Regions from separate parts of the Mus musculus genome. Here regions 1, 2 and 3 are each linked to region 4. Evidence: chromatin loops called from intact Hi-C (ENCODE). Cell type or tissue: left cerebral cortex. All regions are shown on one strand. Region 1 overlaps Rbfox3 (RNA binding protein, fox-1 homolog (C. elegans) 3). Region 2 overlaps Gm35598 (a long non-coding RNA gene). Region 3 has its middle 2.4 kb from the start of Rbfox3. Region 4 overlaps Gm35710 (a long non-coding RNA gene).

The links. A loop is a pair of places that touch in the nucleus more often than their neighbours do. Peaks named below come from ENCODE experiments on the same cell type or tissue, not always from the same donor. Only the 100,000 strongest peaks of a DNase experiment are listed, where the experiment ranks them.
Region 1: a loop joins it to region 4, with 4 times the contacts of the local background. A loop is called at or near these places in 2 of 42 quality-filtered maps.
Region 2: a loop joins it to region 4, with 3 times the contacts of the local background. A loop is called at or near these places in 3 of 42 quality-filtered maps.
Region 3: a loop joins it to region 4, with 6 times the contacts of the local background. A loop is called at or near these places in 13 of 42 quality-filtered maps.

What each region holds. Positions count from the first base shown.
Region 1 is chr11:118,873,166-118,877,165 of GRCm38, reverse strand. The region is part of intron 1 of Rbfox3 (RNA binding protein, fox-1 homolog (C. elegans) 3); the gene reads left to right. Among named protein-coding and RNA genes, the nearest start is that of Rbfox3, 34 kb to the left of the region's middle. In left cerebral cortex, a CTCF peak has its summit at 1,709 (motif pointing left); DNase peaks (open chromatin) are centred at 1,520, 1,681 and 2,444; H3K27ac peaks cover 3,045 bases.
Region 2 is chr11:118,421,025-118,425,024 of GRCm38, reverse strand. It overlaps Gm35598 (a long non-coding RNA gene), which reads left to right. Exons shown (of 3, transcript XR_880340.2): 2 at 2,212-2,332; 3 at 2,634-2,864. Among named protein-coding and RNA genes, the nearest start is that of Cant1, 3.9 kb to the right of the region's middle. In left cerebral cortex, CTCF peaks have their summits at 169 and 1,561 (motif pointing left); DNase peaks (open chromatin) are centred at 1,185 and 1,538; H3K4me3 peaks cover 400 bases; H3K27ac peaks cover 357 bases.
Region 3 is chr11:118,909,950-118,913,949 of GRCm38, reverse strand. It overlaps a transcript of Rbfox3 not described here. Among named protein-coding and RNA genes, the nearest start is that of Rbfox3, 2.4 kb to the right of the region's middle. In left cerebral cortex, a CTCF peak has its summit at 2,489 (motif pointing left); a DNase peak (open chromatin) is centred at 2,476; H3K4me3 peaks cover 258 bases; H3K27ac peaks cover 343 bases.
Region 4 is chr11:118,973,517-118,977,516 of GRCm38, reverse strand. The region is part of intron 1 of Gm35710 (a long non-coding RNA gene); the gene reads left to right. Among named protein-coding and RNA genes, the nearest start is that of Gm35710, 7.8 kb to the left of the region's middle. In left cerebral cortex, a CTCF peak has its summit at 1,884 (motif pointing right); a DNase peak (open chromatin) is centred at 1,869.

The DNA of each region.
Region 1 (4,000 bases), 100 kb after region 4:
CCTGCTTCCTGACAGTTGTTCTGTACCTGGTTGAATTGTAGGGTCAGTTCCTGGAGCTAGCCCTCCGTGGGCCAGAAGCACCAACCCAAGGCTCCTGGACAGTTGGCTAAGGTATCTGTCAGGCGAGGAGATACCTTACCCACCCACACGTGTGCATCCCTGAGGCCGGTGAATGCTTCCTGTTCCTTTCAGGCTCCATCTTTGCTGACTCTGCAGATGGAAAGGCCACCAGGCATGGCGGCTCTTGCATTTCCTCGATTGTCACACAACGTTGTGAATTCCTTGGCTGTCCCTTTGTTTAGTTGGTGTCCATCAGAATGGTTTTCCCTTTGGGCCTGCCCTCTTGGGGCTGGGTGTGCTGAAAGGGGCAGGTCCCTTATTAGCCACTGAAGCTACCATGCAAAGGTAGAAGTCGGTTTCTTGTATCAGATGGTATCCTGAAGCCAGTGTGCCCAGTTTGAATTCAGGCCCCTGTCCTTGGCATGCGTGATCTAGAGGGGGCCCTGGCTCCCCTTCTGCTCAGGGCTGAGCACCACAATGGGAGACTTGAGAAAAACTCAGGCCCACGGGTGCAGAGCTGGATGTTTGTGTTCATTTGATGGTGTGTGGTGTTCTTAGCTCTAGGATTCCAGGTTTCCCCCTTCTCTATGTGAATGATTTTAGGAATCTAGGGAAGACACAGCTTCAACTCTGTCCTCTGCTCTGCCCAACAAGTGTGTCAGTGACAGTTGTGATAGACAATCCAATACTGAAAGACACGGTTGCTGCCAGGAGAGGCAGGGTGGCAGGAGCCCACAGAACAATGGAGCAGTTTGACTCCAAAGGAAAGAACTGACCTCAAAATCCAGGAGGAAGAATGAAGAGCAGCGCACGGCACATCCTCCTTCTCTCGTGCACAGAAAGGAAGCCGATCTCACCAGTAATCAAACCCTTAGCAATTTAAACAACGACACACCCACTCTTCCAAATTGCCAGCAAGAAATGCCAACAGAGGGGCTACCAGACACCCTCTAAGGACCCAGACATCCTGTAGGTCAATTGAGTGGTCTGAGTGGTAGCTACCCAGGTTTGCAGACTAAGGGGGTGGGGTTCAAGGCAATGGGGACAGCTGGGCGCTAAGGCAGTGGGGGCTGGGGCAGGAGGAGGATAGGACAGCGGGGATGTAGATCAATGGGGTGCTAAGGAAATGGGGATCTGGAACAACAGGGGCTTGGAACAGTGGCATTTTAGAGCATAAGGAATTGGGGCAGTAAGGGTCAGGAGCCCTGAGGGTTGGGGAGAGAGGATCAGGAGCCCTGGGGCTGGGGACTGGGGGGGGGGGGTCAGGAGCCTGAGGGCTGGGGACTGGGGGGTCAGGAGTAGAGAGGAACTGGTGTAAACAGGGGTGTAGGCAGTGGGTGCTGGCACAGTGCCTTCTCTTTGCAGCCTGAAGTGTGGTGTTCCTCCTCCTGCTCCATGGGTTGCCGTCGCCCAGGGCCAGTCTGCTCAAAGCCCAGCCACAGGCCTGTCCCCCTTTCCCTTCTCATTGAACATTCCTTGGAGGTTTTTGATCTTTTTTTCAAGGACCCATTGACTACGTTGCCCACATTTTAAATGTCTTTCTGTTGCGGTGGTTTCTAAGGGCTATTGATCCAGTTGGCTTGTTCTCAGACATGCTTCAGTATTCCTGAAGGGCTGCCCACGCCACCACTGCCCTCTGCTGTTGCACAGGGGCCAGCAGAGAGAGACCAGTGAATGGTCTGCAGGTCCCCATCTGGCTGTGACTTCACCAGGCAGGTGGGAGGCTGGCATGGAGCAGTCACACTGCTCAGGGCCAAGAGCCATGTGACTCAGCAAGTTCCTGTTGGATGCTGGGGAGGAGTTACCTGGATCCTAACATGGCTTTCACTTGGTCCCTCACCTGGCCCTCACCTGGTCCCTCACCTGACCTTTAACCTGGCCGCTCCCCTGGCCCTTCACCTGGCTCCTCACCTGGCCCCTCACCTGGCCCCTCACCTGGCCCTTCACCTGGCTCCTCACCTGGCCCCTCACCTGGTTCCTTACCTGGCCCTCATCTGGCCCCTCAAGTGGCCTCTCACCTGGCCCTCACCTGGCCCCCACCTAAACTCTAATTTCCATCCTTACCTGGGCTCTGTTCAGGATCCCTCACTTGCATTCCTCATCTGCCCCCTCACCTCCAGTCCCTCCATCCATGACTCACTCCATTTGGCATCCTGTTCCTCTGACAGGGGCTGCCAGGAGAAGAGCGCCCTGAGGCCCTCCCTGGACTTTGCCCAGAGCCCCTGACACTGGGGCCGCCAGTTGTGCCCTGTGGTGTCTCTTGCTGAATGTGTATTTTCAGAAGCTGTGGGGGACGTCATGTGTATAAAATTAGCCTTGCCTTGTTGGCCCCTTTCAGGCTAATTCGGAGTGAAATGTTTTAGCAGTGGTGGGCTGATTCTACAGGAGAACAAGAGCTAATTAAATTCCCCCTGACCATCCAGCAGTAAATTATTTATATCCAGACAGATGCAATCTAATCTGCAGCATCCAGCTTGGCCCAGCATGCCGCCTCCCACTTGGAATTTCAAGGGGAGAGGAATAAAACGGAGTGGAGTCAAGTACTCAGGGGGAGGTCGTGGAGGAGGGAGAGCCAGAAGCCTGGCTCCTCTGTGGACCCTGACAGAGAGGAAGCTGAGGGCGCGGCCAGCTCGGGCCTTCCACTTTGGGGTTCCAGAAGCCTTGGCCTCTGCGCCATTACTTGAAGATAGCATGAAAACATAAAGAATTCCTAGGCTGCTGGGCTGGTCTTTTTGACAGGATCTTGGCTGTTTTTTTAAGGAGGTGAGGTGGGGATAATCTCGTTAATAATCTTGCTGACCTATGTGACCGAGTCTTCGTGTAAAATCCCACGGTGGCACTTGGTGGCTGCCGAGTGGCTGCCAGATTGCATCTGGGAATGCATGAATTCACTCCGTTGCGTGTCTAGCCAGGACTCATGGAACTGGACTCCTCCCTACAGGACCAGAGACCTCCTGCCTTGCCTCGCACGGGTGTGGCCAGGACACTGGGCCTGATAGGAATGAGTCTCCTTTTCCTGGGAGGAGCAGGGACGAGCCCGCAGGCTGTGAGGATGCCTGTGCAGCTGAGGTGTTTGCTTCTGGGACTCTGTACCATAGAACACTTGTCAGAGACGCAACCGGCCTTCAGCCTCAATGGTGACATTGTTAAGGTAGAACAGATGAATGTGTAGTGCCTTTTTAGGTTGGGGTCTAAGGTTGGTCTCTTACTCCTGACGTTGGGGACTCTCTCGGTCTGCCTGTCACTGAATCTAGAGTGGTATTCTCTGCTTACCTCTGTCCTCTGGAAGCGTCTGATACAGACAGGGGCCTGATACATGTGTGGGGCCACAGGGCAAGGCCGCCCAACCAGTGCCTTGTACACCACAGGCCTCGATCTCTTCCTAGAGTCCCCTACCAGGCTCTGCAGCCCCGAGGCCACTTTGAGGTCTTCGGGAAATGTGACCAAGCCCCAGTGAGGCACAGGGAAATTATTTTTTTTTAAATAGTGAAAAGGCTTAAGAAGACTTAGTTGTCTTAGGGAAATCTTGACTGGGACTCTGGCCTCCTAAAGCATTTGGGGACTACTCTCTTAAAGTTATTGTCACAGCTTAAGGTATTGCTCAAGTCTTTCTTTGGGGACAGAGTTTGTTTTGGGGGATAGTGATGTACCATTTGTCCCTGTCTAGGGGAAGATCTGTCTGTCCAGAGTCAGATGGACTTGGAAAGCATTTCATCCCTCTGAGCCTCAGTTCTGCATCTGTGAAGTGGGTTGATCCCATTACTGGGGCTGTTGAGATGATGAATAGCTGGGGTGAGACATTTTCAGGCAGTGTGCAGTGCTAGGCCCAAGCCAGGTCAACATCTACAACCCATTGATCTGGCAGTGCCACTGGATGGCAGGGTAATATGAATTACAGTATCTGACAAGTGTCCCCTTCCTGGTGAGGCTGGGCTGCAGT
Region 2 (4,000 bases), 550 kb after region 4:
CTAAGGAGTAAGAGAATTTATGTGTCACTGAGCTGGACAGCTGTCAGGCCCTAAAACCCTTTGTCGTCAATTTCATTTCTGCTTTGAAACTGTAAGAAAGACAGGAAATTCAGCAAGGCGGAGAATGCTTTGCAGATCTCCCGGTCTCCTTCCATCACTGCCACAAGCACCCCAAGCGGCCAGAACCTGAATGTTTCCCACTTAGCTCAAGCTGTCCCTCTGGGGCTCAGGCAAGGGTCATGGCGAAGCAAAACATAACAAATGAAGCCCAAGATGACTCAGAGCCCGGGTCAGTGGAGCCTGGGTCAGCAGAGCCTAGATCAGCACAGCCTGGGTCAGAGGTCATCATCCTGAGAACATGGGACAGATGTCAAGACCAAGCGCCGCTCCAGGGTCTCCCTGTCAAGTTCCAAAGTAAGCTATGTCTGCCCCAAATTCCCTAGCTACTGCACCTACACAAGGGTGTCTGGGCCAAGCAACAAAGGCTTCCTCCATATTCCCAACCGGCTCTCTCTCCTCAGACCAGGGCAGCTCCTGGGAGAAGAGCACGAGAGACGGTGGAGCATCCCTCCCTGCAGCCTACCACAGGGGCATGCTCTGCCCCGACATATTGTAGTGCTATATTTATTTGCTTTTGTGTATATATGTGTGTATGTGGTGTATCTGTTTGATGTTTTTTGGTCTGTGTGTGTGAGTGTGTGTGTGTGTGTGTGTGTGTGTGTGTGCATGTGTGTGCATGTGTGTGTGTGCGCGTGTGTGCGTGTTGGTCACTCCTCACCCGATTACCTTTGAGATCTCCATCCCCAAGCTTGTCCAGCAGGTGCTCTTGCACCCTGCTGAGGCGTCTCCCCAGTCCCGGCTGGGCAATTCTTTCCTTCTCCCTGGTGACATCATTCCTGCTGCTGTTCTCTGGTTTGGGGAAAGGGCTGTGAGACCTGGGCTGCTGTAGAGAGACACTGGGTCCCCAGTGAGCACAGCATGTCATTAGCAGCCCCATGTCTTCTCCCACTGGGGCCCTAACATTCTGCCAAGCCGGCTATTCTGGGCTCGTCTGCCCGGCTATCCCACAGGCAAAGGCTGGCTTTGCAAACTTTTGAATTCCATTCTGCAGGCAGGCTTCCATGGGTGGTGCTCCACTGCCAAGAGGGGGATGGGGGAACCGCTCAGAGATCCACAGAAGTTGCTGAAACGGGAAAGGAAACCTGGCATCCAGACTAGTCCTGGCCACGGGCCCGAGCTCATGGCTCCTGTCGGGCGCTGCCTGTTTTCTGGGAGGCCTAGGCAGGTGGAGCTCAGGATTGGCAGCTTAAGGGCTGGTACAGGACCTCACAGCTGGAAGGAAAGAAATGTAAGTAAGGACTGTCCCTCTGCAAGGTCAGCACACTCGGGCCGTGGCCGTTCACGCGCCTCTTGATGTTCATTCAGCCATTTAACCTCCCCGTGCCTCAGTTTCTCTGTCTCTACTAGCTCCCTCCGTTTTGGTAAAACATGTCAGTTCACACAGAGGCTTGAAACGACCCTGATGTAATTATCTTAACCTGATAAATAAAGTGACATCGCCCCCTGGTGGAAGGCACAGTCCTAAGCGCTTAACTAGGAGGAGCTGTGAGAGATTGAAAGAAGGGATGGCCAGAGTGACAACCGACCATTATACAGAGCAACAGGAACAAAGTGTGCTGAAAGGCTGTGTGTAAGGGGCAGAGGAAGCCCTGATTGAGTGGAGGCCTGAGTGGAGGTGTACTGTTGACATGGGCATGGCTGTCAGGGACCCCAAGGCCCAGACCCATCCTGACGTCCAAGTGCAAGTGTTTGACAAGTGCATACAGAAACTAGCAGCCGCTGCTTCCTTCTGCAGAGACGGCTGGCCTACAGACTCCTCCCACAGAGACTAGGTAACGTGTCCCTGTGCTGTAGCTAACAAACATACTTGAGGTCCTGGCTTGATGTAGTTATTGATTCCATTCCATCTGAGTGCACACAGCACACGAGCTTTTCTGTATGTGTGTCTGTGTCTGTCCTTTCTTCATGTCCTCACTACCTCTAGTCCAAGGTGTTCTGAATGTGGCAGAGATGCTGGGGCACAGACCATGATACCTCAAGGAATGGTGTGAAGTCCTCCGGGCTGAATGAGGAGCGACGGAGAGACCCTTAGAAGCAAAACCTCTCTCAACCTTCTTCAGCTCTCCTGTCTCTACTCCTCTTTCCCCATAGAAAGTAGAACCCCTGTCCCAGAAATCCTGCCACGAAATCCAGAAACAACATAGAAGCTTTCCCACCTCTCTGTGCAGAAGCTGGCTATCGAAGAAGTTCTCCGACCTACAAAGTACAGAGAGTGAGTGGCTGTTAGGTACTCAGCCTTAGATGGGCGATCTGTTTCAACCGCACTCCACACAAAGCTCAGGGAATTGTGGAAGAGGAGGTGGAGAATGGGAGGAGTGCCGCTGTAAGCTGCTGTCTTCTCGATAGGGCACGACAGTTATGGTTACCCACAGGATCAATCTGGGAAGGTCAGTCGACTTCCCAGCAGGTAGCACTAAGAGGAGGGGGGAGCTGGAAGTGAATATGATCAAGATACATTGTAGACATGTATGACATTGTCAAGCAATGCATAAAACATTCTTTTTTTTTTTAAGGCTTTTTTTTTCTGTAGGACTGAAGAGATAGCCCAGGAGTTACGAGCACTTGCTAAACCTGCAGAGGACCCAGGTTGGATTCCCAGTGCCCACATGGAGACTCACAGCCATCCGTAGTTCGAGTTCCATGGGATCCTACTCCCGCTTCGACCTCCATGCACCAGTCAAGCACACGGTGAATATGCATAAGGGCAAAACAATCAGACACAAAACCAAAGGAAGAAGTTGTTCTTTAAAAATATATATATATTTATTTTATTTACATGAGTACACTGTAACTATCTTCAAACACACCAGAAGGAGGCACTAGATCCCATTACAGATGGTTGTGAGCCACCATGTGGTTGCTAGGAATTGAACTCAGGATCTCTGGAAGAACAGTCAGTGCTCTTAACCACTGAGCCATCTCTCCAGCCCCCAGAAGTCTTTCTTAAAAGAGGAAGTTTACATATTTTTGAAAAGTCTTCTGACCCATCTTGTTTGGTGATATCCCACATGAACTTCAAGCCAGAAGGAGTCTTGTTCCCCACCTGGCCAATGTTGCTGCAAAGGGCCAAGGAGACACCAAGCAAACATTCCTGCCAGTTCCTCCCACTAGATCCTCTCACCAGCCCCCTACCCCCCCCCCGCCACTAAGTCCTCCCAGTGGGTCCTCCCATCAGATCCTCCCATTAGGTCCTCCCACTAGGTCCCCCACTAAATCCTCCCACTAGGTCCCCCACTAAATCCTCCCACTAGATCCTCCCACTAGGTCCTCCCACTAGATCCTCCCACTCATCCTAATCCCATTAGGTCACATTCCTTTTGTCCAATCATGTTTATATATGCAGTTCCTTCTTCATCAAATCCAAGCATTAAAATAATGTTCCCAGGCTAGAGCTGGAGTTCAACTGGTAGAATGTGTGCTGAGCATGCCAAAGCCCTGGGCGCCATCCTCCAGCCATTCACCACACAGACCAGGTGTGATGGTGCACACCTGTAATCCCAGACACTCGGAAGGTTGGAGTATCAGTTCTGGGGTCATCCTCAGATGTATAGCTAGTTTGAAGACAGCTTGAGCCACGTGTTTCCCGGGATTCTCTGGATTTTGAAGGTTCTCATTTCTTAAACAGAGATTTTGTGAATATGATGTGCTATTCTCTCGCTGCCTGCATTTTGTTACTAGAGTGTAGGCTACTCCATGGAGGGTGAGGAAGTTCAGGTACTTTTCCGATCCTGTGGCAGCTATGACAGCGTCTCCCATAATGCAAAGAAGAATGCAGATCTTCTGGCTTTTCTTAGCCATGGAGCCACTGCAGACTGCTGCTCTGGAGGACATGTACTCACTCCTGCATGAACACGTACTTTGGGCCAGTAGGTTTTCTTCT
Region 3 (4,000 bases), 64 kb after region 4:
TCCAGCAATGTCTGACCAGAACTAGAAAGGTTGAGACTCCAGCATCTGAAGGCTCCAGTATCCAATATCCAGTATCCAGTACTGTCATCTTGCCCCAGTGAGACTCCAACACCCGAAGGTTTCAGTATCTGTTATCTTGTCCTGTCAAGACTCTAGCATCTGAAGGCTCCAGGGTCCAGGATACAGTATCCAGTATCTGTTATCTTGTCCTGTCAAGACTCTAGCATCTGAAGGCTCCAGGGTCCAGGATACAGTATCCAGTATCTGTTATCTTGTGCTGTTAAGACTCCAGTATCCAGTGCCCAGTATCTGTTATCGTGTCCCATTGAGACTCTTGGAGCCACACTCATTCTTGTTTTTCACAGAACCTTAAACTGAAGATTTATTTTTCTTTCCCTCTTTAGTGTTTTGTATTTGTGAGAATATGCTCTGATGTGGGTCAATTCTTATCCATTGTGTGGAGAATTTCTTGAGTTAAATGATTAGCGATGCCCCCTCTTCCCTCCCTTTCCGCAGGCGCCGGCTCTCATGAGTGTGCCATCTCATTTCTCCTCCTTTTCTATTCTCCCCCTCTTTGTCTTTTTGCTTTGCCTTCTGGAACATTCCCTTACTTTTATCTTCCAACCAGTCTGCTGAGTTTTTTTGTTTCGGCTTGCATGCTTTTAATTCCCCGGCCCTTTTTTGTTCTCTAAATGTTCTTAAAATAGCATCCTGCTCCTGGTTCTGGTTGCAATATCTCCTCTGATCTCTTTGAGGATATTAAATATGTCTATTTCTGATATTTTCTCCTCCCTGCCCAATGCCTGTCTCCTCCAGGCCACCCTCGGTCCCTCCCCCAGGGAAGGTTGTTTAGTGGCTCCCTCTTTCAGAGCCTGTGTTTACAGCTCTGCTGAGTTTAGGCTACCAGCGTTAGGGGGAGGCCTGCAGAGCTGACCTTCAGTGCTAAGTGGGGCTTCTGTCCTGCTACTTCTGGCAGGGAATCCTAAAGGTAGGTGTAGGGTTTCTCCCTACGGCTGGTCAGAGTCCTGAGAGCAGGCCAGGCTCCTGATCTAGAGGGTCAGGATAACTGGGCTGTGGCACTAGTGGGACTCTTGGCTTCCCAGGCACTTGGAACTCTGCCTTCCTCCCTGCGTGGACTCGTGCTGGTCTTGACCAGACTCAGGTCAGCTCCCAAGCCTGTTTCCAGTCCTGTTTCTTTTCAACAGTCCATAGCACGAGGCTGTCTTCTCTGTTACTGCCAGCCTTGCGGTACTTGTGAGGGAACAACACGAAATATTATTAAGTGATCAAAGCAGTATTGATCACTTTTGTCAGTACTAATACAGAATACATAAAAGGCAACCCAGAGGGTTCACTTTGCCTCACAGTCTTAGGGTGCAGTCCATCAGGGCGGAGAAGACATGGTCTCAGGAGAGTGAAGTGGTGGAGGGTCACATGATGTCCTCAGTCAGGAAGCAGAGAAAGAGATGGATGCTGGTCACATGACATCCTCAGTCAGGAAGCAGAGAGAGAGATGGATGCTGGTGCTCAGCTCTGTTCCTCTTATTTACTGAGTTGAGAACCCCAGCCCGTAGAATAGCATCAACCACAGTGAGGGTGACTCTTCCCAAAAAGCAGTAGTTCTCAATCACAGGGGTGGCACATCAGATATCCTGCACATCAGATATCCTGCACATCATATATTTACATTATGATTCGTAACCATAGCAAAATTACAGTTATTAAGTACCAATGAAAATAATTTTATGGTTTGAGGTCACCACAACATGAGGGATGTATTTTCGGTCACATCTAGATACCTGTTTCCTATGAGAGTCTAGATCCTGACAGATTGCCGATCGCCATCCTCTTAGAGTCTTTTCTGTGCTTTGCTGTATCTTTCTGAGGGTGAGCTGTGGCCTTGTAATAGCTAGAGTGGTATCTTTGCTTCTTTCCTAGTTGCTACTGCAGGGGGTTGTTCTTGGCGCTTCTACATCCTCATATTCTTAAAAACGAAGTTTCTGTGGGGCTTCATGGACAGCTCAGTGGTTGAAAGCACTTCCTTCTCTTCCAGAGGACCAGAGTTTGGCATCCAGCCAGGAGGCTCCTAACTGCCCATAGCTTCAGCCATTGGGAATCTGATCTGATTTCCTCTTCTGGCTTCTGAGGGCATTACACTCACTTGGCTTGTGTGCTCACACACACACACACACACACACACACACACACACACACACAATCTAAAAATAACATCCTTGTTAATCTCAGCATAGAAATACATTCACAGGCCCTGCCATCCTTTTCTGGGCAGACCCTTTGATGACCTCTGAGTCCACGGGACATATGCCCTGGGCTCTGTTCTCGAGGGATAACCTACTAGACAGGCCACATGGCTGCCCCTTGGCTACAGGTGCCTGCTTCATTTTAGTACCAGGCTTTCTGAGTGGCTGACTGTGCTGTTTGGCTGGAACCTGTCTGGAGACTGGAAGAAGGCTTGGTGCCACCTGCAGACCTTTTTGGGAATGGCCTCCAGAGGTGGGTGTGTGACTAGAGTTTCAGTCCTGAGCCCTTCCACTTGAAGCTCACAGCTTGTGCAGTGCAGTATGGGGAAGCAGACCTTGGTCTCTGGGAGGGTTCTAAGAGAGGGATCAGAAGGGCAGTGGGAACTGGACCAGACGGGAAGGGCTCTCAGGACAGAAGAACCAGGAGGGACTCACCGTTGGCCCAGAGAGGCAAGACAGCCTAGAGATTGGTGTGGATGGGCCTAGCCAGCAGTCCCATGCCATGAAAGCTTGGATCACCAGGCCACACAGAGAGAAACAGTTGGTCCATGGGGGCAGAACTGTGCCATCTCAAATTTGGGGCTAGGGCCGCTTCAGGGACCCTTGCGACTGTGCCAGAGACAAGGCATTTATATTCGGCTGCAGGACTCGACTGCTTACGTGCTCTAAAGCACGTGATTCCCACTGGGCAAGACAGATCGATGGCCCAGACAGGCCGAAGGAGCAGAATTAAAAGCTCCTGAGAAGGCAACAGTCACTCAGCCTGGACACCGTCTGCCCTCACTCTGTAGGGAAGGCAGTGTGCAGCCCAGCAAGCCAGAGAGCACCTCAGGGCCTCTCTTATTCTCCCTCTTCTCTACTCTGTCTAGCTGCCCTACCCACAGGGCCCCAGGCTCCGTGGTATGTGCCTCACACTGGAAGCTTAGTTAGGTGCAAGAAGCTGATGGTTTTACAAACAGCATCCAGCAACGTGTATCAGGCTTGTTTTTTAATCATGTTTTGTTGTTGTTGTTTGTTTTGTTGTTGTTGTTTTTTGTTTTTTAGATTGCAAATGTCCTTTGAGAGTGCAGGTCCCAGAGTCCAGGCACTGCATGGTGATTGTCTTTTATTTTCGTCTTTCATATAGAACAGTATCTGGATCCAGTTTAAAGCCTTTGGGTATCATCTAGCCTCTTTGCTCACTTCTGGGGCTGAATGCCAGTAACTAGCCCCACTGTTGTACCTGGGTCTCATCTTGACAGCTCAGAGGCAATGCCTGCCTCCCAACCCCTTTCTTTTCCCAAGACTAGAGATGCCGGACCTCAGACCACGCTAGACTCCCTTTCCCTGGGTTAGGGGGAGGCTGGAACTCTTCTGGTTTTAGGTTCTCCTAACTGACCTGGATGGAAATATTTAAGGCCATAGGATTATCAGCGGGGACAAGTGTGTCCTCCCTGTGTCCTGTTCCAGGGTAGGCCTCCTGCCTCCCCGCCTGCTCTGTGATTCTCAGGAAGGCAAGGCATGGAACTCCAGGCCTATTAAGGGTCTTCCCCAGTGGCCAGTTAGGCGCGGGCGCTGCAGACTAGCTGGAGAGGCGTGGGGGAGGGGACATCCATTCCTGCCATTCAGCGACCAAGTCTTTCTAGGGACCCCTGGGCAGAGCGAGAGAAACCGGTCCCAGTGGAACGAGGGTGCAGGGGTCCTGCTAAGTGTTGCTAGTGATGACTTACACTGAGGTCGCCCAGAAGAAGGGAGGGAGG
Region 4 (4,000 bases):
ATGTGTGTGCATGTGTATGTATGTGTGCATATGTGTGTGCTTGTGTATGCATGTGTGTGAGAGAGAGAGAGAGAGAGAGAGAGAGAGAGAGCACATCTCTGTGATGCATGTGTGTGAGAGTGTGTTTGTGTGGATGTACACACACCACAGTACATGCACGAGGAACTCAGAAAACCTTAGGTGTTAGTCTTTGTCTTTCGCTTTGAGACAGGGTCCTTCTGCAGTTTTCTGCTTCATATTCCAGGCTAGCCCACTAACTTCTGGAGATTCTCCCATATCTGTTTCATCTCCTGGCAGGGCTGCTGGAATTACAGATATGCACTACTTTGTGTGGTTTACTGTGGACTCTGGGAGTCCTCACGCTTTTCTCACGGAGCCATTTCCCCAGCCCTCTCAACAGTTTTCCTTTTTATGTTTCTCCTTCAAAAGAAAAAATATTTGGGGCTGGAGAGATGGCTCAGCGGGTAAGAGCACTGACTGCTCTTCTGAAGATCCTGAGTTCAAATCCCAGCAACCACATGATGGCCCACAGCCCTCTGTAATGGGATCTGATGTCCTCTTCTGGGGTGTCTGAAGACAGCTACAGTGTACTTACATATAATAAATAAATAAATAAATAAATAAATAAATATTAAAAAAATTTGTTGGGGGTTTGGAGAAATGGCTCAGCAGTTAAGAGTACTGACTGCTCTTCCAGAGGTTCTGAGTTCAATTCCCAGCAGCCACATGGTGGCTCACAACCATCTGTAATGGGATTTGATATCCTCTTCTGGTGTGTCTGAAGAGAGTGACAGTGTACTCATATACATAAATAAATTACTCTTTAAAAAATTGTTTGTATGTGCGCATGTTTTACATATGTGCCATGGTGTGTGTGTGTGTGTGTGTGTGTGTGTGTGTGTGTGTGATCTCAGGCTTTCATTCCCCTTCCACTATGTGGGTCCTGGGATGGAACTCAGGTTGTCAGTCCTGGTGGCCAGCGCTGAGCCATGCACACCTTGACTGACATTTTCTAAGGAAAGCTTCAAGCGTCCTGGATATTTCCAATAGAATTGTTTCACGCCAACTCCTCAGGTTGCTTTTCTTTTTCTTCTCTTTTTCTTTTTCTTTTTTTTTTTCGAGACAGGGTTTCTCTGTATAGCCCTGGCTGTCCTGGAACTCACTCTCTAGACCAGGCTGACCTCGAACCAGTTTGCTTTTCTATTGCTGCAATAAACACTGTGGCCAAAAGCAACCAGGGCATGAGACGGTTTATCCCATGTCACATTTCCATCACTGAACGAAGGTGGAGCAAAGCAGAGACCACAGAGGACGCCTAGGGGTAGACACCGCCCACAGTGGGCGGGGTCATACTACGTCAATCAACAATCAACAAAACGCCCTCGACCTGTGCCCTTAGGCCAGGTTAATCCTCCATTTGAGATTTCATCGGGTAACTCTAGGCTGTGCCAAGTTCAGCTGAAACTAACTCAATGTCTTTTCAGAACACGCATGCGTGTCACCTGTGTTCGGATTATCTATTCCCTAATCATCCTCTCTATGGCCAGAGGTTTCTGGGGTGACACTGAGGGCTGGTCTTCTTTGACAGTGGTGTGTGTCTGTTTAGAAGAGTATTTGCATCTTTTTGCACATTTCCCTGTTTTAAGTTCCCGGGTTGGGTGCTCTGAAAACCATTATAGCTAAGAGAATCTGGGTGAATTCAGGTGAGAAGATAGAGTCTCAGGCACGCTATGCAGGTGTTATTCCGCCGAGCCGCACCCTCAGCACAACAGACTGAGTTTTCTAGTGCACAGACGTCTACAGGGAAAAGGCTCAGAAATCCTAAGATCGGGGAAAAAAACCCGGAGCCAAGAACAGAAAGGCTTTGTTTATTCCTGACATGTCCACCAGGTGGCGCTGTCCAGCCATATATCCTTTGTCCAGGCTTTAGAGGCTCACCCCTAGGTCTGGGCCTTTAGAGGACCCCGCATTTCTATGCTGGCTCACACCCTCTTGCCAGTCTGAGACTACTGGGGAGCAGAGAGTCACTTGGGACCTTTAGGGGGCTTGGGTTTGTTTGGTGAACCGGCTTAGCTTCCCCTGGTTCCCCTATCCACACTTTTGACTCTTCTCTTCTCTTCTCTTCTCTTCTCTTCTCTTCTCTTCTCTTCTCTTCTCTTCTCTTCTCTTCTCTTCTCTTCTCTTCTCTTCTCTTCTCTTCTCTTCTCTTCTCTTCTCTTCTCTTCTCTTCTCCTCTCTTTCTTTCTTTCCTCTCTCTCTCTCCTCTCTCTCTTTCTCTCTCTCTCTCTCTCTCTCTCTCTCTCTCTCTCTCTCTCTCCTTTTTGCTTGCTTAAAACATATTTATTGGCTGGATATGGAAGCTCATGTCTTTACCAGCACTAAGGAGGCAGACGCAGGTGGATCTTTGAGGGCAGCCTGGTCTACAGAGAGAATTCCAGGATATCTGGGCTACACAGGGAAACTTTGTCTTGAAAACCAAAATGCCAACCAAACAAAAATATATCTATATTTGATTTTATGCGTATTGTCCATATGCACACCACATGTGTGCCCGGTGCTCACAGAGGTCAGAAGATGGCACTGGATCACCTACTGGTTGTAAACTATCATGTGGAAACTGGGACTTGAACCTGGGTCTTCTGGAAGAGCAGCAGCCAGTGTTCTTAAGTGTTGAGTCATTTCCACAGCCCTTTGCTTACTCATTTGAGCAGGTAGGAGCATGCATGCATGCACACATGTCATAGCGCACATGTGGAGGCCTGAGAACATGTGTGCATACATGTCATAGCACACATGTGGAGGCCCAAGGACACCTTTTCCTGGCAGTCTCAGTTTCCATATTTTAAAGACAGGGTATCTCTTGTTCTATTGCAGGTGGAGAGTGGGGACTGGTAAGACAAGAGAGAAGAGCTGGCATGCTTGGGCCTGCCCTGTGGTGTGGCCTTCTGTGACATTTCCTGGGGACACATGAATAATACCTATTCATTCCAGATAGGGTGGAAGCCATAGATCAAAGTGCAAGGCCACAGAGTCGGACTCGGAGCCTATGGGTTTACTGCACTTGCTTTCAGAGCGTGGCTCGGGAGTCGCTTCCAGGAACCTAGGGGACTCCAGAACAGCCACGCCACCAAAGCCTGACCCGAGCATGGGTGGTGGCTTCCCCAGAGCTGCACAAAGAGAGTCTTCCTTCTGCTAACTTCCATAGTCTGTATCTCCTAGCCCCTCCCAGGACACAGAGATTGTGCGGGGTTGGGAGGGAAGGGAGGGGGTCATGGCTGGGCCTCAGGTGAGGCTGGAGCGACCCTTCTTTCTCCCTTCTCTGAGGAAATGTCTGTAGTCCTTTAAGAGTCACCTGAGGTTGGTTACAACTGCTCTGATTGCCAGCAATGGCTGTCACACTCTGAGGACAGTGCTCTGTAACAGGGCTGTAATGAGGACCTGGCTGGGCACACCGGGGGCCGACCTGCAGTCCGTTCCGCCCTGACGCTGGGCTTACATAGGGTGCAGGTGTGATTAAGGAGCCCACTTCTCCCTTCCTCTCCTCACAGGCAGAATGCCCCATACTGACAAGAGTCACGCCTCTGACATTTTTGGTGAGGAGGGGCCAGGTGGCTGCTGTGAGGTGGGGTGCATCATATGCAGGTCGGCCCCACATGGGCCTCCCAGACCTCAGAGTCTGTACACAGCCTAATCTTACCTTGTCTCCTGTAGCACTCCCTCCTACCTGCTTCTGGCCCAGGACTCTGTGGGACTGCTTGTTTTCTTTGGGGGTTGAGGGGGGAGACCCCTGGCTGTTGTAGGACACCAGTGGCTGGCCCTGACCTCTTGTCATGGTTTCTGAGAAAATTGCTGGGAACAGCTGTGGGGTTGGGGGTGGACCTTGGTAGTCTAGCTGGGGTTCCTGGTGTCCTTGAACTCTGGTGGGCTTGAATCCCCAGGGGTCAACCCCTCAACACACATCCTCAGTAGAAGAGAGCCTTTCAGGCTCAGGGTGAAGGGG